7 separate regions of the Homo sapiens genome follow, and all the other regions are linked to region 1. A link is a contact called in ENCODE Hi-C or POLR2A ChIA-PET data. All regions are on one chromosome and are shown on one strand. The core of a region is the stretch at or near the end of the contact, and the rest is flanking DNA. Distances in the headings are between cores, read along the strand shown.

Region 1 (2,946 bases), core at 364-2,863:
GCCAAGACTAAGGAGCAACCACTTCCCAAAGTCCCACTTCCTTTTTCATTCCCCAGACCTACAGGGTTTCCAACGCCCCAGTCTTGCGCAATATCCGTAGGAGCAGCAGCCGCAACCACCGCCTCCTAAGCCGGGAAACAACCCTAGAGGGAACATTGTCCAGCAGAAAAATAAAAAGGGCGGGGGTTGGGGGGGTGGGTAACGTAGGAAGTCGACTTCTGGTCTCACGCCTTCGGATCTGACCCCCTCACAGTGTGCTAAAGCAATAGTGTATCTAGAGCAATTTCATGAACAAGACTTTTAACCTTCACCTCCTCTCAAGACTGCCTGCACAAGCAGAGGGCGGAAAGTAGGGGGTGGCGGAGGCGGGGGGGCGCTGGGAAGGTTATCTCCCAGTTCAGGGCTTCGGCCCGTAGCGTCGCCTCCGCCCCACCAGGACTATTGTTCCCAAGTTCCCCACCCCCACCCCGGATAGGAAGTGATAGTCACATCCCCTCCGCCTTCGGCAATATCCCCTGGGGAGTCCGAAGTCGGCTGGCTTCCTTCAGGATAATTCCCCCACCCACACTTATCCCCTGAACCTATAGTCACACGGACCCCAAGACCACCTCAAACCTGGGCCTCAGGAGAGGAGAAGCGGGACGCGGGTAAATGGAAATTAGGTAAACCCATGAGATTCCTTATGGGCAATCCTTTCCCAAGCGTTGGAGATCATGACTGCGACCCCAGAAACGGCCTAAGTCCTACCCTGCCCGCTTTGAGACCAGCTAGAGCAAAGGGATCCCAGGAGTTAGTGCCAACCTCAATACCCCCGTTCCTCTGTCAGCCACGATCTGCACTCCTCCCGGTCACAGCCAGATACCTTGCCTCGACCCTCCTGGGAGGAGCGAACTGCGCGGGGAGGTGTGGAAACGCGAGCCCCCCCCCCCGGCCTGCACCTCACTTGCCTACGGCTCCCGGCCCGGTAAACAATAGGTGGTCGCGAGCCACGGTGCAGGCTGCGGGCTCGGCCGCGCGGCCGCTCCCTTCGCGTCCCGGGAACCCGCGCGGGGGTCGCGAACATGGGAGAAGAAAGGAGGCCACGGGGGGAGGCGCTCTCGCCTCCCGCTGGCCTCCGAGACCACCCGGCTCACCCGGCTGGTGCGCGCCCCCTCCGCCCCTCTCCTCACAGAGGTACACAAAGCACTGGCGGCCCGGCCGGGAGAGGCGGCGATGGGCTCCGGCGCCGGCAAGAAAACGCGACAGCGAGGGGAGAGACTCACCATGAAGTCCCGGGCGAAGTTGTCCTCCCCATTGTGGTCAGGACTCTTCATGGCCTGGACCCTCTGGATGAATTTCCTCAGGATCTCCACTTGCTCCATCCTCCCGCGTCCCCCCGGCTGCGGTCGCTGGCCCCCCCGCCGCCCGCCCGCCCGGCACAGAGCCCGCTCCGTCTTCCCCAGCTCGTTCCCCCAGCACGTCCCTCCCTCCCGACCCCGCCAAGCCCCGCGGCTCCCTCCTCCTCCCCACCGCCCTAGGCGGCGGCTGCGGCGGCACCGGCTGGGCTCCCGACACCACAACTTCCAGGAGCAGCCGCCGCTCTCCCACAGTACCAGGCGAGCCGCTGCGCTAGCGCCAACCCCAACCCCCAGCTTGCTCCATCCTCCTTCCCCGCCCTCCTCCTCCGTCGGAGACGCCGCCGCCGCCGCCGCCGCCGCCGCCGCCTCAGGAACACAGCTAGCTCTCCGCTCGCCCTGCCCCCCCTTCCCGGTTCCTCCTCCCCCCCACCCCCCGCCAGCAGCCGCAGCCGCAGCCGCAGCCGCCTCTCCCCACGGGCGCGTCCCCGCCGCCACCCAGATGCGCGGCCTCGCGCTGCGGCTCCGCCCCAAGCGCTGCGCCCGCAGATGCATCCCCGCCCGCCTCCCGGCCACGCCCCCAAGCCCGCCCCGCCGGCCCCAGCCCCGCTTGGAGTGGCTGGAAGGCACTTCAGCGGGCGGCCTGGAGACCTGACTCCATTTCCGGGGCGTGGCCCCGCCCGGGGTGCTCAGAGGTCGGAGTATCGCTGGGAGGAGAGTTGGTTCATTTGGAGGAGGGAATGCGACTCTGAGCGGGCCAAGCCCTAGTGGGTCAGAGTAGGATTCTGATGGAATTTGCGGTCTCACCGCCTACTAGGGAGGAAAAGCAGTTTTCAGGAGTCCCGCACCGCCGCCAGCCGTGGGCTGGGACTACAAGTCACGGTCTGTGGAGTCCAGGAGTGGGGGCGGGCGGGAGGCAGGCTGGGAGCTGTAGTAGTGTCACCGCCACGTTCGCAGCAGGTAGATGCTCATCTTGCTAACGGATTGGTGAGAGTGGACAGCAATTAGGCTTTGGCACCTTGGAGCGTGGCTCCAGCTAAGGGAAGCGAAACGCTTCCTGGGTGAGAGGACTTTTATTCTTTGCTCATCCTCTTAAACCTGGCGAGTGAGCGCCTGAGGTTCGGAGTGCCTTCTTCACAGACGACGCGAATGTGGGGTCTTCGTGTTTGCCGAACTGAAGGGAATTTGCCTTCCTGCCTTTAGGTTCGCAGCAGTTCATAACTGAATAAGAGACTTTCCTCCATAGAATGGACTTTATAAATCTATTAATTTTTTTTTTTTTTTTTTTTTAGAGCTAAGGTCTTGCTCTATCTCCCATGCCAAAGTGCAGTGCTATGATCACGGCTCGCTGCAGCCTTGAACTCCTGGGCTCAAGGCATCCTCCTGCCTCACTACGTCACCAAGCCCAGCTAATACATTTTAAAAATTTATTATTTATTTATTTATTTATTTTTGGTAGAGAAGGGGGTCTCACCAGGTTGCCCAGGCTGATCTCGAATTCCTGTGCACTAGGGATCCTCAGCTTCCGAAAGTGTTGGGATTTTAGGCGTGAGCCACCGCGCCTAGCCTATAAATCTTTATTCATCTTTGTAAACTTCTATCAGAGAATATA
Region 2 (3,166 bases), core at 1-2,500, 1.2 Mb after region 1:
CTTCCCTGACCCCACCCCCACGCCACCCACCCACCCCGACCTGGCGCCAGGACTCACGTGTATTTCCGCGTGAAGCACCGGGAGATGTAGCCATGCTCGTCCTGCCGCTCCTCGTGCTTGCCTTTGGGGGGAAGAGGGAAATCAGACTGCGGGGGAGGGGACTGCCTTTCGGCCCCGCTAGGCCAGAGGCCCCACCTCCTGCTTGGAAGCAGCCAGGACTGCAGGCTGGTAGGGATTAACAGAGGGGGTTGGGGATGGGGGCGTGCCCGCCGGTCTGGGCTCTCAGAAACTTCCGGAAAGTTCTTCGATTCAGAGTTTTGGGAGGAACGGAGCAGGGCGCGGAGCTGGGGAGTGAGCAGTACGCAGGCGCACTTGGAGCCGCGCACACGCCCACTCAGCGGCTAGAAACTGGCACCGCGCCAGGGAACTCCCCGCTTATCTGGGGATGGGGCTGTGGGTGGGAAGGGGACTCTGTAGAAAAGCGCATTTTCTCTCTTCATCGATGATCTTTAAAAAAATTTTTGTTTGCTTTTTTTTTGTAATGGCGCGGGGTCGGGGCGGGGGGGCGCGTCTCGCTATGTTGCCCAGGCTAGTCTTGAACTCCTGGCCTCAAGCGATCCTCCCGTCTCGGCCTCCCAAAGCGCTGGGATTACAGAGCAGAAAGCGCCCTTAGAAGCGACCCGCACTCCCAATTCCTGAGCAAGGGAATCAGGAGTCCTGTTTTTCCCGGTGCTGGGCCAACGTTTAACTCCCCAGGCCCCCGGGACCCCCGTTTCAACCGCACGCCCCCGGCCCTGCCCGCCCTGCTAGCCTCCTCCTCTCCCCTGCAGGAGCAGGGGGGCTCACCGGTGATCTCCACCACGCCATCCTTGGTCTTGACCGTCAGCTCGTCCGGGGCGAAGTGGTTGACATCCAGGGACACGCGCCAGCGGTCCGCAGTGTGCCGGATCTCCGAGACCCCGCTGCTGAGTTGCCGGCTGAGCGCGCGGCTGTAGGCGGGCGCGGCCACTGCGGGGCTCTCGATGGCGGCGGGGGGCAGGGGGCGCACGTAGCCTGGCCAGCTGCTGCCGCCTAACCACTGCGACCACTCCTCCGGCAGCCGGGGCAGCCCGAAGGCCTGGTCGAAGAGGCGGCTATGCGGGTACCAGTCGCGGAAGGGGTCCCAGCTGGGGCCCCGCAGGAGCGAGAAGGGGACGCGGCGCTCGGTCATGCTGGCTGACTCTGCTCTGGACGTCTGCTCAGAAAAGTGCGGGGCGCTGGGCTCGGCTGCGCTTTTATGCTCCTCCAGTCGGGTATTTTTAGCAGGCGGTGTTTGAGGTCTCTATTAATGGCAATGACCCGTTTGAGGGCCGCCCCTCCCCATGCACTCCTCCCCCAGCGTTCAGGGGCCGTGGGCGGGGCGAAGAGGGTTCAGCCCTCATCTGGAACCTTCTCTCGTTAAGGAAAGCAAATGAATTCGAGAGCGCGACGCTGGAGCCGTGCCACGGCAGGGCACTCGCCGGCCCTGGTGCTTAAGCGTTGCTGGCTGTGGCCCGTGGCCAGGGCCGTCCTTCTGTTAAGGAGGACAGAGCCAGACAGGTTGGGTTGGGGCATACAACTGAGAAGTGGCAGAGGCAGGATTGGAACCACACGCGTGTGAGATAGAATGTGATAAAAGGAGTCTGGTGCTTGAGCCCAGGAGTTGAGGCTGCAGTGAGCTATGATCTCACCACTGCACTCCAGCCTAGGCAACAGATCAAAGTCTTGTCTCTCAAAAAAATTTTAAAAAGGGGCTGGGTGCATGGCTCATGCCTGTAATCTCAGCACTTTGGGAGGCCAAGGCAGAAGGGTCCCTTGAGGCTAGGAGTTTGAGACCAGTCTGGGCAACATAGTGAGACCCTACTTCTACCAAAAAATATTTAAAAATTAGCTGGGCATGGTGGTGCATGCCTGTGGCCCCAGCTACTCCAGAGGCTGAAGCAGGAGGATCCTTTGAACCCCGGTGAGTAGAGGCTGTGGTGAGCTGGATTGCACCACTGCACTTCAGCCTGGGCTACAGAGCAAAACCCTGTCTCAAAATAAGTAAATGAATAAATACAAATACAAAAATAAAGCAGTCTGGGCTGGGCGTGGTGGCTCACGCCTGTAATCCCAGCACTTTGGGAGACCGAGGTGGGAGGATCACCAGAGGTCAGGAGTTTGAGACCAGCCTGGCCAACATGGTGAAACCCCATCTCTACTAAAAATACAAAAATTAGCTGGGTGTGGTGGCGGGCGCCTGTAATCGCAGCTGCTGGGGAGGCTGAGGCAGGAGAATTGCTTGAACCCAGAAGGCAGAGGTTGCAGTGAGCCGAGATCTCACCACTGTACTCCAGCCTGGGTGACAGAGTGAGACTCCATCTCAAAAAAAAAAAAAGAAAAAAGAAAAAAGCAATCTAGTAATCTGGTGTGGTTGTTAGGCGTGTGGACTTTGAAGCCAGACTGCCTGAATTCACATCTTTGTTCCATCACTAAGCAGATGAACTTGTGCAAGTTAGATTCTTTGTGCCTCAGTTTCCCCATCTGGAAAATAGAGATGATAATGATGGTAACAGTCATGCATTGCATAAAGATGTGTAAGTCAGCAAGGGACAGCAAATATGAAGGTGGTCCCATAAAATTATATTACTGGCTGGGTGCAGTGGCTGACATCTGTAATCTTAGCACTTTGGGAGGCTGATGTGGGAGGATTACTTGAAGCCAGAAGGCTGGAACAAGCCTGGGCAACACAGTGAGACCCCATCTCTACTAAAATTCAGAACAAATTAGCCAGGCATGGTGGCGTGGACCTGTAGTCCCAGATACTCAGGAGGCTGAGGTGGGAGGAGCACTTGAGCCAAGGAGGTCGAGGCTGCAGTGAGCCTGATGGTGCCACTGCACTCCAGTCCGCATGACAGAACAAGACCCTGTCTCAAAACAAACAAACAAAAACAATTACCGTGTTTTTACTGTACATCTTCTATGTTTTATTTATTTATTTATTTATTTATTTTGAGATGGAGTCTCCCTCTGTCGCCCAGGCTGGAGTGCAGTGGCCTGATCTAGGCTCACTCCAACCTCTACCTCCCAGGTTCAAGTGATTCTTCTGCCTCAGCCTCCTGAGTAGCTGGGACTACAGGCAAGTGCCGCGACACTGGCTAATTTTTGT
Region 3 (3,250 bases), core at 11-2,510, 1.4 Mb after region 1:
CACGTGTGGTGGATCACACCTGTAATCCCAGCAATTTGGGATGCCAAGGCATGTGGATCATCTGAGGTCAGGAGTTCAAGACCAGGCTGCAGTGAGCCAAGATTGCACCACTGCACTCCAGCTGGGGAGACAGAGTGAGACTCCATCTCAAAAAAAAAAAAAAAAAAAAAAAAAGTAAATATGCATTTGAAAAGAACAGCATCAGCCAGGTACAGTGGCTCACGCCTGTAATCCCAGCACTTTGGGAGGCCGAGGGTAGAGGATAGCTGAGCCCAGGAGTTTGAGACCACCCTGGGCAACATGGTGAAACCCTGTCTCTACAAAAAATACAAAAATTAGCCAACTGTGGTAGTAAACACCTGCAGTCTCAGCTACTTGGGAGGCTGGGGAAAGGATTGCTTGAGTCTGGGAGGTCGAGGCTGCAGTGAGCCATGATTGCGCCACCTCACTCCAGCCTGGGCAACAGAGCAAGACCCTCTCTCAAAAAAGAAAAAAAAACATGCAAAAAGAAAACAAAACAGAACAGCGTCATTTCCTTATCATTAGTTTGAAGGAAGGGAATCACTGGCAAAAGTTTCCATTTTCTTTTTTTTGAGATGGAGTCTCACTCTGTCGCCCAGGCTGGAGTGCAATGGCGCGATCTCGGCTCACTGCAAGCTCTGCCTCCCGGGTTCACACCATTCTCCTGCCTCAGCCTCCTGAGTAGCTGGGACTACAGGCGCCCACCACGACGCCCAGCTAATTTTTTGTATTTTTGTAGAGACCGAATTTCACCATGTTGCTCAAGCTAGTCTGGAACGCCTGAGCTCAAGGGATCTGCCCACCTCGGCCTCCCAAAGTGCTAGGATTAAGGGCGTGAGTTACCAGGCCGGCCCAATTACTTTCTTCAGTCTGAGCATGAGCACTGGAAGAAAAGCTCTCACTCACATGTAATTTTTTTTAGAGACATGGTCTCCCTCTGTCACCCAGGCTGAAGTGCAGTGGCGTAATCTCAGCTCACGGTAACCTCAACCTCCCGGGCTCCAAATATATATATATATATATATATATATATATATATATTTTTTTTTTTTTAGTTGGAGTCTCGGTCTGTCGCCCAGGCTGGAGTGCAGTGGCGCGATCTCGGCTCACTGCAGCCGCCGCCCCCCGGGTTCAAGCAATTCTCTGCCTCTGCCTCAGCCTCCCGAATAGCTGGTATTACATGTGCCCGCCACCACGCCCGGCTAATTTTTTATTTTTAGTATAGACGGCATTCACCATGCTGGCCAGGATGGTCTTGAATTTCCGACCTCGTGATCCACCTGTCTCGGCCTCCCAAAGTGCTGGGATTAAAGGCGTGAGCCACCGTGCCCGGCCCGATCGCTTATATTTTTAAAGAGATGTTTTCTTGGTTTCCTAGCCCCTCGTACCCCCTACAAAGTTCCAAAGGCTTTGATGTTGTTGCAAAGGCCATGAGAGGTCAAGCCGAGGGGTGCAGCTCCCTAATGCGGTGTAGCCTCAGACGGGGCCGATCCTGCCCAGAATGAGCGGCGCCGGGCGGTGGGGGACGCTGCCGGTGTCCCCGGGACCTGGCTGGGGGAGGAGTTGGGGGGGCGCACCTACACAGGCTCAGGTGACGCGAGTGTGCGGCAAGGGCTGTAGCCGGAGCTAGCGGGCTTGTGGTGGCCACTGAGGAGCTTCTGCCCGACAGTGCCCTCCGGGCCACAGCCGCTTGGTGCGCAGCGCCTACTCGCTCAGCGTCAGGCCCTTGCTGCGCCCTACGCCGCAGGCTGGGAAGTCGCGCAGGTAGCAGTAGTACAGGCAGTGGTAAAGCTCGTCCTTGTAGCTTATTGGTGTCGGCGGCCGAGTCGGAGCCTGCGGACACTAACCCGCCGCCTACTGACACTGACCGGCAGTCTGTGGCCACGCGTCTGCGCATGCGCTCTCCTGGAATACCCAGCCGCCGCGCCTCGAGTTCCGATTGGTTCTACAGAAGGGGCGCGCCTCCGCTGACGTCACAGGCGCGGGCCTTCCGGCGACGTAATAGCGCCGGCCTTCGGCGATGTCACAGTGACGCTACAGTGCCTGGAGCTGGGCTGTTTTCTCCTCGGTTTGGAGCCTGGTGACCGTGACTTCCCCGCCATGTTCTGTGTGTTGCTGGCTGGAGAAGGGTAGTTGACAAACTCCGACCCAGCACAGTGTTTCTGTGGGTCAAAACTAGAAAACTATGTCCGGGCTCCGCCGAGGCGGAAGGATCCCTTCAGGCCAGGAGTTAAAGAGCGGCCTGGGCAACATGGCGCGACTCCATCTCTGTAGTCCCTCCTCAGCTTCCCAGATACTTGAACCCCAAGGTTCAAGGCTGCAATGAGCTATGATCCCATCACAGCACTCTATCCTGCGAGACTGAAGTAAACCTTGTCTAAAAAAATAAACTATCCAAGTGTGCAACAGGGAGGGACCGCTTAAAGAAAACATGGTAATTGTATGTTCAAATACTTTTAACAAGTGCAAAATGTATAGGCTTAAATAAATAGGGCTGGCCGGGCGCGTTGGCTCACGCCTGTAATTCCAACATTTTGTGTGCCCGAGGCATTCCGATCACTTGAAGTCAGGAACTCGAGACCAGCCTGGCCAATATGGTGAAACCCCATCTCTACTAAAAATATAAAAATTAGGCCAGGCACCTTGCATCGTTTCAGGAGGCTCGCACCTCCCTAAGGGCCCGTTAATTGAACCCCTCGGACCTGAGGGTGAGAAACCTTGGCTTAGTTCTTCCCAGGGTGATCAGCCCAGGGGTAAGAGAGGAGAGGCCAGAAAGCAGGACCCATGAGAAGGGCCCCCTCCTGGAGTTTGAGGCCCATTCCTTCCTGCCCCTGCGTCTCCTCGGTCCAGGACTCCTCCCTGCTCTGCCCCACTCCTGGGGCCATGGCCACGGGGGGCTGCTTTTGGGTACAGGCCCCAGCGGCAACCCTGGGCCCAAAGTGGGCAGGCTCACCTGGAGGGGATCAGAGTAAAATGGCAAGAAGCGAGGGGAAAAGCCGCCCTGGAAGCGCGCCTCTCTGCCCCCTGACGTCAGTGGGTGCACTCTTCCCTCACCTCACTCAGGCAGCGGCATGAGTTACCTGGGAGCACTGTCCTGCTCCCTCTGCTGCCTCTTTTTAGTCTTGGGGCTACCATAACACTTTCCCTTCCCCAGCCCTCCCAACCTGGTGGGAATTTGGGCTTCCCTCTTACAGGGTCCTGGGGACAGGCGGGTCCTGGGGATAGGCCC
Region 4 (3,359 bases), core at 87-2,586, 1.1 Mb after region 1:
TTAAGCCTGGCAGGCAGAGGTTGCAAAGAGCTGAGATTGCGCCACTGCACCACAGTCTGGGCGAGACAGAGCGAAACTCTGTATCAAAAAAAAAAAAAAAAAATTAGCTGGGCATGGTGGGTCGCACCAGTCCTAGCACTTTGGAATACCGAGGCAGGAGGATCACTTGAGGCCAGGAGTTCTAGGCTGCAGTGAGCTATGATCGCACCACTGCACTCCAGCCTGGGCGACAGAGCAAGACCCTGTCTCGAAATTAAAAAAACTTTTTTTTCAATGGGATGATGCTGAGATTGGGAATTGAGAGACCTTATGAGGGGGTCGATTGAGATGAAGGTTGAGTCAAGGTTAGCAGTGCAATTGGAATTAGGATAGGAACTATCCCTGGGCCTGAAGTTAGGATAATACCTAGAATTAGCTTTCGGTTCATTCAACCAAGTTTCCCGGAGATCCCAACCCGCGCCAGACAACGTGGTGACTCTGGGGTTGCAGCTGAGTGGGGGTACGGGTGTGGTAGGGTTGGGGGTCTTGGTAGGCGTCCCCGTGCCCTGCTGCAGGACAGAAGGCCTCCTCGTCCCCTTCGAACGCCCTAGATGCCCTGTCTCCACAGCTACAGGAGTTGGCCCCCAGCCTTCCCGGGAGACAGCACTGCTCACCACCGCCGCCTGGGCCGCGGGGAAGAAAAGTAAGTGGCGGTGCCTGGGTCTGCGGGGGATGGGGAAGGGTAGGGCTGGGGCTCTGCCGGGAGCCGGCAGCCCCAGCCCAGCCCCTCTGGCCGCGGGCCTGTGCGCCCCGCAGGTGGACGGCTGCGACTGGTGGGCGGCCCGGGTCCGTGCCGCGGCCGCGTGGAGGTGTTGCACGCCGGGGGCTGGGGCACCGTGTGCGACGATGACTGGGACTTTGCGGACGCGCGCGTGGCCTGCCGCGAAGCGGGCTGCGGGCCTGCGCTGGGCGCTACGGGACTGGGCCACTTCGGCTACGGCCGCGGCCCCGTGCTGCTGGACAACGTGGGCTGCGCCGGCACCGAGGCTCGCCTGAGCGACTGCTTCCACCTGGGCTGGGGCCAGCACAACTGCGGCCACCACGAGGACGCGGGAGCGCTCTGCGCAGGTGAGGCTGACAGCGAAGGTGAGGCTGACAGCGGGGCCGCGCACTGCGGCGTGGGAGGGGCGGGGCGGCGCCACGCGCGAGGCCTCTCTTGCGGCACTGCCGCCCGGGGAGCATGCGCACTCCGCAGAGGGGCGCCGCCCCGCCGTGCGCCCGCTCTGCGGCTGCGCGGCGGGGCGAGGCCGGAACGGAGAGCCTTCTGCAGTGGAAAATGGGGCGGGGCCTGGTGAGCGCCGCGTGGTGCAGCTGTGAGGGGCGGTGTCCGAAGGTCAGGGCTAAGGCCGATCCCAGTTCGAGAAAGGCATCAAGTCCGTAAAGGGTGGGGCCGTTTGCTCCCGGCTAAATCTAGACCCCGCAAAACTCTATTAAGCAGAGAGTGGATCACCCTTACCAGAGCTAGCGTGTGACCTTTGGGCGGAGTCAGTGGAAAGGGGTGTTTGCAGTTTGGCAGAACATTGTGAAATTCATTGATTGCTGTGGGAATTGATATCTTCACCCTCATTTGGTGCCCCAGGGCTAGTAGGCCCTACTTCCCATAGTTTTGGCCACAGAGGGTTCTGTTTTGGGGCCAAGGTTTGGAGAGGCACAACACCTATTTCTTTTTTTTTTTCTTTTGAGACAGAGTCTTGCTCTGTCACTCAGACTGGGCTGCAGTGGCACGATCATAGTTCACTGCAGCCTTAAACTCCTGGGCTCAAGCTATCCTACTCCGCTCAACCTCCAGAGTAGCTGGGACCACAAGGGGCATGCCACCGTGCCTGGCTAATTTTTGAATTTTTTTTAGAGATGAGGTCTCACTGTGTTGCCCAGGCTACTCTCGAACTCCTGGCTTCAAGCGATCCTCTCACCATGACTTTTTTTTTTTTTTTGAGACAGAGTCTCAGTCTGTCACCCAGGCTGAAGTGCAGTGGCTCACTGCAACCTCCGCCACCCAGGTTCAAGCGATTCTCCTGCCTCAGCCTCCTGAGTAGCTGGGACTACAGGTGCATGCCACCACGCCTGGCTAATTTTTGTATTTTTAATAGAGACGGGGTTTCACCATGTTGGCCAGGCTGGTCTACGAACTCCTGACCTCAGGTGATCCACCCGCCTCGGCCTCCCAAAGTGCTGGGATTACAGGTGTGAGCCACCATGCCCGGCCTTACTTTGACCTCTTAAAGTGCTGGGACTACAGGTGTGAGCCACTGCACCCACTCAGTGACACAACCCGCATTTCTGATCAAGGGGAGCAGTTCTTCAGGAACCTGTGAAGTCCTTTTTGTCCCTAGGACAGGCTTTCCTGGGGAGAGCAGGAGGGGACCTGGCCCTAAGGAACATGCTTCCCATTGTGAGAGCCACCTCTTTATCTCTGTCCTTCCTGAACCAGGCCCAGAGGAGCTGGGACTGCAAGTCCAGCAGGATGGTTCTGAGACCACGCGGGTGCCCACTCCTCGGCCCAGGGACGGTAGGTGCCCATAATCCCCTGAAAGTGGGTGGAGGCATCGGGGTCTTAAGGACCTGGATTGGGGGAGGTCACAGCCTAGGTTATAAAGCTCAGCAGATTCACACCGGGACCTGGAAGTCTTGTCCTTTTTGTTGGTCTCAGGCCTCCTTTGTAGGAATATGGTGTCCAGAAAGAAGGAGGTGAGCTTTAAACTACAGCAATCTGGAGATTTCTAGAGGTGAGATCAGAATGAGGGGATAAGGATCCTGTCCTGAGCAGAGCAATGAAAAAATTCAGAATATAGTTCTGGGAGCCCAGGGGGGTGCAGGAGACCGTGATGACCTTCAGGGGACACAATAGGATGTAACAGAGTCTCCAAACAGCCGGCCTGGGGCTGGGGTACTGGGATTATGAACAGAGGACTAGAGAGAGAGCAGACATGAAGCACCCAGTACACGTCGCGGATCACTCAAAAACGTTTGCACGCTTTCTCCCAGTCCTGAGACTATGGGTCTGGACTGATGCTCATCTTATTTATTTATTTGTTATTTTATTTTTTTGAGATAGAGTCTTGCTCTGTCACCCAGGCTGGAGTGCAGTGGCGCAACCTCCACCTCCCAGGTTCAAGCGATTCTCGTGCCTCAGCCTCCCCAGTAAGTGGGATTATAGACATGTGCCACCACACCCAGCTAATTTTGTGCGTTTGTATTTTTAGTAGAGACAGGGTTTCACCATGTTGGCCAGGCTGGTCACGAACTCCTGACCTCAAGTGATCCACCAGCCTTGGCTTCCCAAAGTGGTGTGATTATAGGCATGAGCCACTGCGCCTGGC
Region 5 (3,097 bases), core at 242-2,741, 1.9 Mb before region 1:
TTTGCCTCCTACATCGCCTTCATCTCAGACATTAAGAATCCTACCTATTCAATGCTTTTCATCCTCCGCTTTAAAGAGATAAGTGGGTGCACAACTTTTTTTTTGCCTGAAACATATCATCTAAAAGTTAAGCAAATGAAATTCATTTACCAGTTACAGGAATCTTTTTCTTAAATCACTGTTAATGTCTCACAGGAAATTAGCTCTTCAGTGGAAATCAGCAGCCTCCCTGCATCCTTTTGCCCCTGTCCTCCCCTCTCTTGGATGCAAACCTGGCGAAAAGAAGGGAACACTGCTTGGGGTCAGCGAGCTGAGTTCCAGCTCCGAATGTACCATTTTCACCCTCGGGAGTCTTCTCCCCTTTCTCTGTGAGCAAAGGAGTGTTGGGCCAGACCGTCTTAAGGATTCTTCCCCAGGTACAAGCCGGACTCTGGCGGCTTTCCTGGGCAAGGGAGTGTCTCCGCCTTGTCTCTGCCGCAGGTCCCTGGTTAAATTGTCAATTTCTCTGCGGAGGCTGCTCACTGCATCCGCTCCCTCCACCCCTAGCCCTGTAGACCCCTTCTCTTTCCCCTACTTGGGAAAAGTGAAGCCCCTTATCCTTGGATAGCCTTTCACCAGACAACCGCAGCCGTCCGCTAAATTCCCCTACTGGCGGGACGCGCGGGCGGGGGCCTGCCCCGGGGAATGCGAGGCTGCTTCCCTTCTGCGTAATCAGGGTACGCAGCCTCCAGTTCTCTAACTTTCTCCTTCTCTAAGAGGGAATTTCGAGAACTTTAAGACAAATAAGTGACTATATAGATGAAGACATGAAACCTCTCTACACAGTGAACTCCCCCACGCTACAAGGCTCCCAGGGATCCCAGGCCTTCTCCCGCAATGCCCCGCCGGGTCCCCCGCCCCAACTCCTTCTCACGGCAGGATCCCGCGCCAGGACGCTCGCAGAGCCCGAGATGTGGCACCAGGCGCGCCACAAGTCCAGGTCCCGCTATTTCTGCTCCATCGGAGCCCAGGTCGGAGGGAGTCAGCGCGTCCTCCTCGCACAGGAGCCTGGCGCGCGGCTCGGTCGCACAGAGGCTGAAGAAAGGTCCGCACTGGGCTCGAGGCCCTTCCTGCCGGCCTCCCCACGCCGGGCCTAGGCTCCCCTCCTTCCCGGCTCCCGCCTCCTCCCGTAGGCTGCCAGGCGGACCCAGCCTGCCTCTCTCTCTGCCTTCACTACCGGGTCAAGCTGCGGAGGGAGGGAGGGAGGCAGCGGCGAAGCCCTCCGTGGCTCCCCACCCGGCGCGCGCGCCCCTCCTCCCCTGCCTCCTCCCGTCTGCCAGTACAGTAGAACTAGTACACACACACACACACACACACACGCACACGCACCCTGCCACTGCAGCTGCCATGGATATCAGCTAACAACACACACCCAGGCGCGCGCGCGCGTTCCCACTCGCACCACGCAGGAGTGGCCCCCGGCATCCCTACCCTCCTTCCCCACCCCCACCACACCCGCTCACCAGCTCGGCTACTGCTCGCTCCGGCTGCCGCCGCCGCCGCCGCCGACGCCACCACCACTGCTTCCTCTGCTGCGGGGCCACAGCCTTGAGTGTCATTCAAGGGACAGCACAACCTCATCCAAGCTCTCCTACCTCTGCCCAGCCGTCCCTCTCATCCTCCCCATTCCTCGTCCACACTCCATCCAAAGAAGAGGGAAAGCACCGAATAGAGGGGGGCGAAGGCAAAGTCTGCTGTTCTTCCCCCTGGGCCCCCTTGCTCCTCCATCCTCATTCTCTCACCACCAGCCCCCCTAACCCCAAGGAGCCCAGGAACTGAGGCGACTCGCCCCACTGCCATGTCCAAAAGCTTGAAAAAGAAAAGCCACTGGACTAGCAAAGTCCATGAGAGTGTCATTGGCAGGAACCCGGAGGGCCAGCTGGGCTTTGAACTGAAGGGGGGCGCCGAGAATGGACAGTTCCCCTACCTGGGGGAGGTGAAGCCCGGCAAGGTGGCCTATGAGAGCGGCAGCAAATTGGTGTCGGAGGAGCTGCTGCTGGAGGTGAACGAGACCCCCGTGGCGGGGCTCACCATCAGGGACGTGCTGGCCGTGATCAAACACTGCAAGGACCCCCTCCGGCTCAAGTGTGTCAAGCAAGGTGAGAGCAGCGGCTTGCTCAGTGTTTTGCCGGGCGGTGGGACCGCTCGGGGCGCAGGGCAATGAAAGGGTGGCCGCGCATGTTGAAGGGGGTGTGTTGCGCGATGATGGGGTGGGGGCCAGAGAGCACCCGCAGTGCAAGTGAGTTTCGCCGGGGATTCGACTTGGGGGCTAAAGGGAGGGGAGGGGCAGGTTGTGGTGTGGCGTGCAACTTTGTTTGCTCAGTTAGACCCTCCCCTTTGGAAGGTGCTCGGCCTGGTCTGACCTCCTCAGAGCTGCTGGGGCAAATTGAATGTGCGTCAGTGGCATCACCCGAAGCGGATGAAGAGCTTTTGGGGAAGGGAGGAAGGAAGAAAAGAAAGAAAGAATGGGAGGAAGGGAGGGAAAGAAGGAAGGAGCAACTTCAGGGTGCAGCGGCATCACCAGCGGGTCTGGGAAGAGAAGGTGGTGGGGTGAGCGGAGAACTGCGTCCAGCGTTTCTGGGGCTGGGCTGGGGGCGCCTGGGTCCCCAGCTGTCCCTTAGGGATCCGTGAGCCACCGCTGGCGAAGAAAAGAAGGGACAAATTGCTTTGGGCGCTTTGACGGGTCTTCTGTAACTTTTCCCCTTCTTCACTCCGTGTCCCCCTCCCCCGCTCACGGTCGTGTCATGTGGGCATCGCGCGTCACGTGCGTACTGACTAACCCCTGCGCTCACCCCTAGCCAGCCCGGGGGAGGAGGCTCCGGAAGAAGGCGCGGTGCTAGGAGCGCAGTCTAGTGCTGGGCGGGGGTCGGAGGAGATGAATGGTTGTCGGAGGAGATGAATGGTTGTCCGCATGGACTTTACTCAGGGGTTGCCCTCATTGAGTGGAAGTCCTCTGTGGTTGGGCTCTCCTCTGGCTCCGATTTGGGGGGCGTGTTTTGGGGGAGGAGCTGGATGAAACCCTGGCCGGTTCCAGCCCAGGCTCCCTCAGCTCCAACCT
Region 6 (3,309 bases), core at 634-3,133, 1.5 Mb after region 1:
ACGGTGGTGCGCGCCTGTAGTCCCAGCTATTCGGGAGGCTGAGGCAGGAGAATCGCTCCAACCTGGGAGGTGGAGGCTGCAGTGAACCGAGATCACGCCACTGCACTCCAGCCTGTCGACAGGGCGAGGCACTGCATCAAAAAAAGTAAATAAAATTGGTACCCTCTTCCCTAACACAAGCACCCTACAATCCCCATTTTTCTTGCATGTTCATCACTATTTTAAGATACTTTATAATGAGTGGGGCAATAAGTAAAATATCTAGTAATTTCCGTGAGAGCAGGGACTTCTGTGTTTTGTTCACCGCTGTATTTCCAGTACCTAGCTCAATAAATATGTCGGATATCTGAAGGTCCTACCAAAACTCAACCTCTCCCTGGACACCCCTGTCCTCTCTTTGGTTGGCTGCCCCTCCCCCACACCTCATCCCTCCTGTCCTGTTTACTCATTCCCTAAGACCTTCATCGCCTCCACCTGTCCTAAGTTTACTCATTCCCTAAGACCTTCATCGCTTCCACCTGTCCTAAGTTTACTCATTCCTGTCCCATATCAAGTGTCACTTCTCACTTATCTTGGTATCCCCTGCAGCACCCAGCATAGTTGTTGGCAAGCACAGGTACTTAATGTACTTATCTGTATACAGCTGGGCCCCCACTTCACCGCAGCGCAAAAGCATTTGGTACATTCAACTTACAATGGGGTTGCCTGTGGGAACCCATTGCAAGTTGAAAATACACAAAGTTAAACTCGCCTTTTGACTTAGGATATTACCAACTTGCGATGGGTATGGGAAGTAGCCATCAATCCAGGAGCATTTGTATTTATTTTTCAAATGAACTGGATGTACAGGAAACTCGAGAACTTCGATGATAAATTTGGATTCCCCTTTAAAATTACCTCCCTCTTGGGCGTCGTAATTAAAAGGCAATGCGAGCACCTCCTGGGTTCTCAAAATTAGGTTTAATTAGATTCACCTGGTAAAAATGCGGACCCCCCCCCCCCCCCCCGCAGTCTTAAGCTTCTTCAATGAACCCAGACGTCTGTTTTTTATTAGCTTTCTGGTGATTCTGACACACTGCAGAGTTTAAGAACCACCATTCTAGAAGATGGCTAAAAATAGCCTAGGCTCCTAGGCTTAAGTGGTCGCGGGCCAAGTCAAGCACTGTTAAGACACCTGGCGGCAGGCTCAGTCCGCCCACAGCAGGAGAGATCCTCCAAAAAGGTTAAGAGGAAGCCGTCTTCAGGTCAGAAGCGCTGAATTCTAATCCTCTGGCCAAATGACTGTAACCCTGGCCCAGTTCTCTAGCCTCGGTTTGTCCATACTATGGAATTAGGAAGTATACGATTTCTTTTATTCACGCACAACTCACACGGATGCTGCAAGGAGATTAGCTACGTCAAAGCAATGGAACGCTGCAGAAAAAAACGTAAGTTTACTTTCAGATGCAGAGCCCTGGTTTCCCAACCTTGAAGGCGTGCAAGCCAAGAGCAGGTCCTCTGGGAAATCTGGGAGACCTGGGGGAACCCTGACAAATGGACCGGCCCTGGAGCGGGACTACCTCGCCCCCTTTTCCCCGGCTTTCTCCCCCGCACCTCCAGGCCAGTGTCAGGGCCTGCCCCGGGCGCCACAGTCTCCAGCCAGTGCCGGGCATCCCTGCGGTCCAGGCTGGCCTGGAGAGGGTCAGAGCTGCCCGCGAACCGGGGACGCACGTGGCCCGGGCCGGGGGGCCTCCGCCTGCAGGCCGCCCCTCGTCTGGCCTACCTGGGCCGAGGTGCTGAAGCTGCGGCGGAGAGCAGCGCTGGCAGGCCGGGCGAGGGCGGAGAGCATGGCTGGAGCGGGAGGGGCACCGACTGGCAGGCACAGGAGCTGGTGACGGGGAAGTGACTCCAACGACCTCCACACTGCCCAGCGCCTGCTCTCTGGGGCCTCGCGAGAGTGACCGGACTTCCGGTCGCGCTCGCCTCCGGGATCTCGTGAGATCACGGCCACTTCCGGGAGTCGGAAAGGAAAGCTGTGGGACCATCCTGGCAACCCCGGTGTTTGGCTGGGTTCTAGCGTAGCCGTCTGTGTGGCCGGTGGGGGACCTGCGGTCGGAGTGGGAGGGCCAGTCTGCACCCAAGAGGTGGAAGAGGACGGGCTTTAGGCTGGAAGCGCCTTAGAGGAGCCATTTTTCCAGGTGGGGCCCCAGGCAGAGGCTCCGACAGGGAGCCTGGCCATAGTCGCGCAGCCGGGGAGGTGGAGCGCGTCCCAGACCCGAGCCCCCGACCTCAGCCAAACCCATTCCTTCTGCCCTTGGAGGCCAGAGGGGACTCTGAGCTCCGGAAAGGTAGGGTCAGGGAGGCTGAGAGTCCTTAGGCGGGGTGGGAGGAAGGGGCCATCTCCTCAGATCCGGGCCGTCGTTTCCCAAGTTGCAGAGACCCTTGGGTTCAGGTTTAGTGACACCACTGCTGATAATGGCGACCTCCAGCCCTGCAAGCTTTAGAGGACCACTATTCTGTGTTCCAGATGAGCAAATAGGTTGTAGGGACAACAACTTCCGTGGTCATACAGTTCCTGTCTTCTCTCGCCTGCCCGGCAGTGCTCTGACGGTCCCACTGTTTCTGCTTTACGAATAAAGACACTGTGGCTGAGGCCAAGTGGATTTGTAGAGTTTACGCAGACAGAAAGTCGAGTAGAATTCCTTGCTCACAATGAGTTTATTACTTAAATGTATGAATTTATTTATTTTTTTGAGACGGAGTCTCTCTAGCCCAGGCTGGAGTGCAGTGGCGCGATCTTGGCTCACTGCAACCTCTGCCTGTCAGGTTCAAGTGGTTCTCCTGCCTCATTCTCCTGAGTAGCTGGGATTAGCGCACCACTACACCTGGCTAATTTTTTGTATTTTTTTTTTAGTAGAGACGGGGTTTCACCACGTTGGTCAGGCTGGTCTCGAACTCCTGACCTCGTGATCCACCCGCCTCGGCCTCCCAAAGTGCTGAGATTACAGGCGTGAGCCACCGCGCCCGGCCTGATACATATTTTTAAAATTAAACAACACCCCCAGGCAAGGTGGCTCATGCCTGTAATCCCAGCACTCTGGGAGGCTGAGGCGGGCCGATCACTTGAGGCCAGGAGTTCATGACCAGCCTGGCTAACATGGTGAAACCCCATCTCTACTAAAAATACAAAAATTAGCCCAGCGTGGTGGTGTACACCTGTAGCCCCAACTACTCCGGAGGCTGAGGCAGGAGAATCGCTTGAACCCGGGAGGTGGAGGGAGGTTGCAGTGAGCCGAGATAACCCCACTGTACTCCAGCTTGGGCGACGGA
Region 7 (3,285 bases), core at 418-2,917, 1.7 Mb after region 1:
CTGCATGCCCAAATACGACTAAACTCAAGGAGAGAGACCAAAGAACTGATGGTAATATTGGACTTGGGAGTCTAAAGACTTGGAGTGGAATCTTGGCTCTATTACATCCAGGCTGGCTGAGTTTAATCATGTCACAGGTCCTCTAGGCGTCAGTTTCCTCACTGTAAAGTAACAAGAGTTAGATTGAGGACTTCAAAGGTCCCTTACGTCTCTAACGCTCACATATCCACGAAACCCACACCCAGGGAAGCAGTGAACCCCAGAAAGTGGGAGGTTAAGGTTAGGTTGGCATTTTGCTTCTGTCTGTGAGGTGGTGCTATGTATACCTAGGGTGGGGGGAACAGTTTTAGATTGGAGTGGGGAAGCAGGCTATGGAACCATATACCTCAGTCTGGCCATCACCAGAGGCTTCATTATCTGAAGAGTACTTCATTATTTGTTGAGTATTTCCAAAACTGAAATTCCAAGTATAAACATGAAAAGATTCTAGAAGCAACTGTACATGATTTGGAGATTATCTACCCGAAGGCTCTAGTTCCAAAACATCACAGAATAAAAAAAAAAATATAGATTCCTATCTCAATTGCATGACGCAACAGCTCTGCGATTCTCTGCATGAAACCTCAATCTTATCTAGATAACGGGCCAATAACAGGTCCTACGTCATGGGATCCTTGTGAGGGTTAAACGAAATTAATACATATCAGTGTGTGTGCTTTGCAAAACAGCAGGAGATATGCAAATTTCCTGTGTTCCTCTCGAGAAAATGAGGAAGACACGGAGACTAGGAATGTCTTTCAGGAATGGATGTTTATACTTAATTGGTCTGCAAAATTTCTCTCCCCTAGAGAAAAACAAACACTTCTCTCCAAAGGCAGAAGACACCCTGGTACCCCCATGAGCTGGGAATGGCAGTCAAGATTAAGATACAGATGAAAAAGCAGAAGAAATTCCAAATCTCAAGAGGGCAGGACGTTTATAGGGCTTATAGGGGTTTGTGGATAAAGTCCAATTGTCGTGATGTAGGTGAGAGAAAAACGTTTTTCAGTGGGGCTTAGGCCTAAAGCAGACGTAGGTGTGTATGTGAAATGGGAGGGGGAGACGAAAAATCTTTACCCTTGGAGAGCGAGCATGGATTTGCTAGCGAATGGATTTGGGGCCTTAACCAGTCTGGTGGCGACAGGGAAGGGAACAAATTCGGGTAGGGAAGGGATTACAGTGATGACGAAGATGGGGTCTGCAGACAAAGGTGTGGAACACGGAGAGCAAGAGACGGTGCTGGAGGTCGGTCCTCCGGGGGGCGGGCATGGTGATGAGGACCGAGACAGGGGGAGACTGGCGGTGAGGCCTGAAGGGGCGAGTCCCGGAGGCTAGAGCCCAGGAACCGGCAAAGTCGGAGGACAAGGACTCGCCCCGCGATCCCGGCCCGCCCCTGCTCACCTTGCCAGTTGCGAAGGGCCTCGGACTTCAGCGTGAGGCCCGAGGGCGCCAGGGGCTGCTGCAGCAGGAACAGGCGAGGCCCGGAAACCAGCAGCGAGAGCAGCGCAGTGAAGAAGGTGGCGGATGGCACCTCGGGACACAAGCACCAGCTGCGACACCCGGGCCCCGAGGCCGCCATGGCCGCCGTCGTTCCCGCGCCCCGCCTCGACGCCGGCTGCCGGTCCTCTGCTCCTTCCGCCTCCTCGCGGCAGTTTCCCTTGGCAACAGCAGAGGAGCCGGCCGGAGGCCACGCCTCCCAGAGGCCCCGCCCCATGCCAAGTTGTCCAATCCGGTAGCGCCGATCAGCCCCCCCCCCCCCCCCCCCCGTGCGTGGGAGGCCGGGACGGGGGGAGGGGGGTCGGGGCCACTTCCGGGTAGGAATGTTCCAGCACCGTGTTTGATTCCATCCTACTCGGGCTGGTACTGAAACTGCTCCTATAAACTTTAGGAAATTAATCAGGGAAGAAGGGAGGGGGAAAAACGAAAATAAACGAAGCTTGCAGCACACTCTGCGTTCATCACTAGGTCACCTTGCTCTCCGACCTGCTTGCTCATAGCTCTGTGTATCAGCTATGATAGGTGCCCATCGTCTGTCCTAGAATCACGTAGACCCTGTCACAAGATTACAATTCCCCTTAACTCCATAGATAACAACTTGAACATTATGAAACGTTTTCCCTTGGAGATATTCTTTCAGGTCCCGCATACCAGCATAATTACTGACACCAGTTGTTCTGAAGGAGCCCACAGAAGCAAGACTCAATGGGGACTGCAGTTTCCATATCCTGAGGATTTCAACCCCCTTACCCTGACCAGTCGATGACCCCAATTTTCCAGCCCCTCACCCTTCACAATGCCCTTTAAAATCCCAGCCCGGAACTCCTTGGGGAAGATGGATTTGTTGGTCTCCCTGCGTCTCCTCCTAGGCACCCTGCCATCTTTAAACCCTTTTTCTGCTGATAACCCTGCTTCCTCAGTGTAACTGGTCTGTTATTGCACAGCGGGCCTAGGCACCTGTTGGTCCTGTAATAATACCTCATGATTATTATGCCTTACAGCTCACAGAACTCTTTCATATCACGATCTTCCCATCTGTATTCATCCCTATTACACCAAAGAGGAAACAGGACTAGGGAGGGCCCTGGGTAATTCAGTTACATGGCAAAGACAGAATTAGAACTCAGTTCCTCCTGCTATGGCCCGGAATTGGCCTCCAGTACAGCCAGGGGCAGCTTTATCTTCATATTGAAGAAAAGGGGCAGGAGGCTGGGCACGGTGGCTCACGCCTGCAATCCCAGCACTTTGGGAGGCCGAGGCGGGCGGATCACGAGGTCAAGAATTAGAGACCAGCCTGGCCAACATGGTGAAACCCCGTCTCTAATAAAACTACAAAAATTAACCCGGCATGGTGGCGCGTGCCTGTAATCCCAGCTACTCCGGAGGCTGAGGCAGGAGAATCGCTTGAACCCAGGAGGCGGAGGTTGCAGCAAGCCGAGATCGCACCACTGCGCTCCAGCCTGGGTGACAGAGCAAGACTGTATCTCGGAAAAAAAAAAAAGGAAAAGGGACAGGAAACGGGAGAGGGATTCAATGGAAGGGACTCAAAAGTTAGGGATGTAATAGAACACTCATAACCGAGATCTATTTCAGCACTTTACAGTTTGAAAAGTGCTTTTGCTGGAGAACAGCTGTTTAAGGTAGACCTTCCTTTTTTTTTGACAAGAGTCTCACTCTGTCACCCAGGCTGGAGTGCAGTGGCGTGATCTCTGCTCACTGCCACCTCTGCCACCCAGATGCAAGTGATTC

The links. Hi-C counts contacts between places; a loop is a spot of excess contacts on that map. ChIA-PET counts read pairs that join two places held with the same protein, here RNA polymerase II (POLR2A). Pooled maps may share reads with other maps.
Region 2: a loop to region 1 is called in a pooled map, with 7 times the contacts of the local background. The contact joins the promoter of HSPB1 here to the promoter of PTPN12 in region 1. A Hi-C loop is called at or near these places in 1 of 37 single-sample maps with no recorded cell type and 10 of 50 pooled maps. POLR2A ChIA-PET finds 5 or more read pairs at or near these places in 1 of 52 experiments (HCT116).
Region 3: a loop to region 1 is called in a map of naive thymus-derived CD4-positive, alpha-beta T cell, with 32 times the contacts of the local background. The contact joins the enhancer-like site here to the promoter of PTPN12 in region 1. A Hi-C loop is called at or near these places in 1 of 168 maps with a recorded cell type or tissue (naive thymus-derived CD4-positive, alpha-beta T cell) and 4 of 50 pooled maps. POLR2A ChIA-PET finds 5 or more read pairs at or near these places in 1 of 52 experiments (WTC11).
Region 4: a loop to region 1 is called in a map of naive thymus-derived CD4-positive, alpha-beta T cell, with 8 times the contacts of the local background. The contact joins the enhancer-like site here to the promoter of PTPN12 in region 1. A Hi-C loop is called at or near these places in 2 of 168 maps with a recorded cell type or tissue (CD4-positive, alpha-beta T cell and naive thymus-derived CD4-positive, alpha-beta T cell) and 11 of 50 pooled maps.
Region 5: a map of ascending aorta shows a loop between it and region 1 (7-fold over the local background). The contact joins the promoter of MAGI2 here to the promoter of PTPN12 in region 1. A Hi-C loop is called at or near these places in 2 of 168 maps with a recorded cell type or tissue (ascending aorta and chondrocyte) and 7 of 50 pooled maps.
Region 6: a pooled map shows a loop between it and region 1 (7-fold over the local background). The contact joins the promoter of MDH2 here to the promoter of PTPN12 in region 1. A Hi-C loop is called at or near these places in 1 of 37 single-sample maps with no recorded cell type and 7 of 50 pooled maps. POLR2A ChIA-PET finds 5 or more read pairs at or near these places in 3 of 52 experiments (AG04450, BJ and activated T-cell).
Region 7: a loop to region 1 is called in a pooled map, with 10 times the contacts of the local background. The contact joins the promoter of RHBDD2 here to the promoter of PTPN12 in region 1. A Hi-C loop is called at or near these places in 6 of 50 pooled maps.

What each region holds. Positions count from the first base shown.
Region 1 is chr7:77,535,962-77,538,907 of GRCh38, reverse strand. It overlaps PTPN12 (protein tyrosine phosphatase non-receptor type 12), which reads right to left and starts at 1,613. Exons shown (of 18, transcript NM_002835.4): 1 at 1,263-1,613. The coding sequence starts at 1,361. It overlaps LOC124901681 (a long non-coding RNA gene), which reads left to right and starts at 1,959. Exons shown (of 3, transcript XR_007060395.1): 1 at 1,959-2,537; 2 at 2,627-2,946. RefSeq lists silencers at 1,074-1,123, 1,264-1,473, 1,724-2,023 and enhancers at 2,094-2,313, 2,484-2,533.
Region 2 is chr7:76,300,757-76,303,922 of GRCh38, reverse strand. It overlaps HSPB1 (heat shock protein family B (small) member 1), which reads right to left and starts at 1,250. Exons shown (of 3, transcript NM_001540.5): 1 at 847-1,250; 2 at 58-121. The coding sequence starts at 1,210.
Region 3 is chr7:76,165,366-76,168,615 of GRCh38, reverse strand. No RefSeq gene overlaps it. Among named protein-coding and RNA genes, the nearest start is that of SRRM3, 35 kb to the left of the region's middle. Within about 2 kb of position 1,260, at least 2 of the 41 ENCODE cell types and tissues checked have a DNase peak (open chromatin) inside an H3K27ac peak, as active enhancers do.
Region 4 is chr7:76,391,153-76,394,511 of GRCh38, reverse strand. It overlaps SSC4D (scavenger receptor cysteine rich family member with 4 domains), which reads left to right. Exons shown (of 11, transcript NM_080744.2): 8 at 608-682; 9 at 796-1,107; 10 at 2,471-2,548. Among named protein-coding and RNA genes, the nearest start is that of SSC4D, 17 kb to the left of the region's middle. RefSeq lists a silencer at 578-1,377. Within about 2 kb of position 1,336, at least 31 of the 41 ENCODE cell types and tissues checked have a DNase peak (open chromatin) inside an H3K27ac peak, as active enhancers do.
Region 5 is chr7:79,452,061-79,455,157 of GRCh38, reverse strand. It overlaps MAGI2 (membrane associated guanylate kinase, WW and PDZ domain containing 2), which reads left to right and starts at 1,491. Exons shown (of 22, transcript NM_012301.4): 1 at 1,491-2,138. The coding sequence starts at 1,838. MAGI2-AS3 (MAGI2 antisense RNA 3) reads right to left here and starts at 2,201. Exons shown (of 4, transcript NR_038346.1): 1 at 1,967-2,201; 2 at 1,503-1,571. RefSeq lists an enhancer at 2,751-3,045.
Region 6 is chr7:76,046,680-76,049,988 of GRCh38, reverse strand. It overlaps MDH2 (malate dehydrogenase 2), which reads right to left and starts at 1,883. Exons shown (of 9, transcript NM_005918.4): 1 at 1,763-1,883. The coding sequence starts at 1,828. STYXL1 (serine/threonine/tyrosine interacting like 1) reads left to right here and starts at 1,989. Exons shown (of 9, transcript NM_001317785.2): 1 at 1,989-2,327. RefSeq lists enhancers at 952-1,733, 2,009-2,088, 2,199-2,288, 1,734-2,516 and a silencer at 1,599-1,758.
Region 7 is chr7:75,877,416-75,880,700 of GRCh38, reverse strand. It overlaps RHBDD2 (rhomboid domain containing 2), which reads right to left and starts at 1,667. Exons shown (of 4, transcript NM_001040456.3): 1 at 1,441-1,667. The coding sequence starts at 1,618. RefSeq lists silencers at 1,287-1,466, 1,567-1,816 and an enhancer at 1,363-1,971.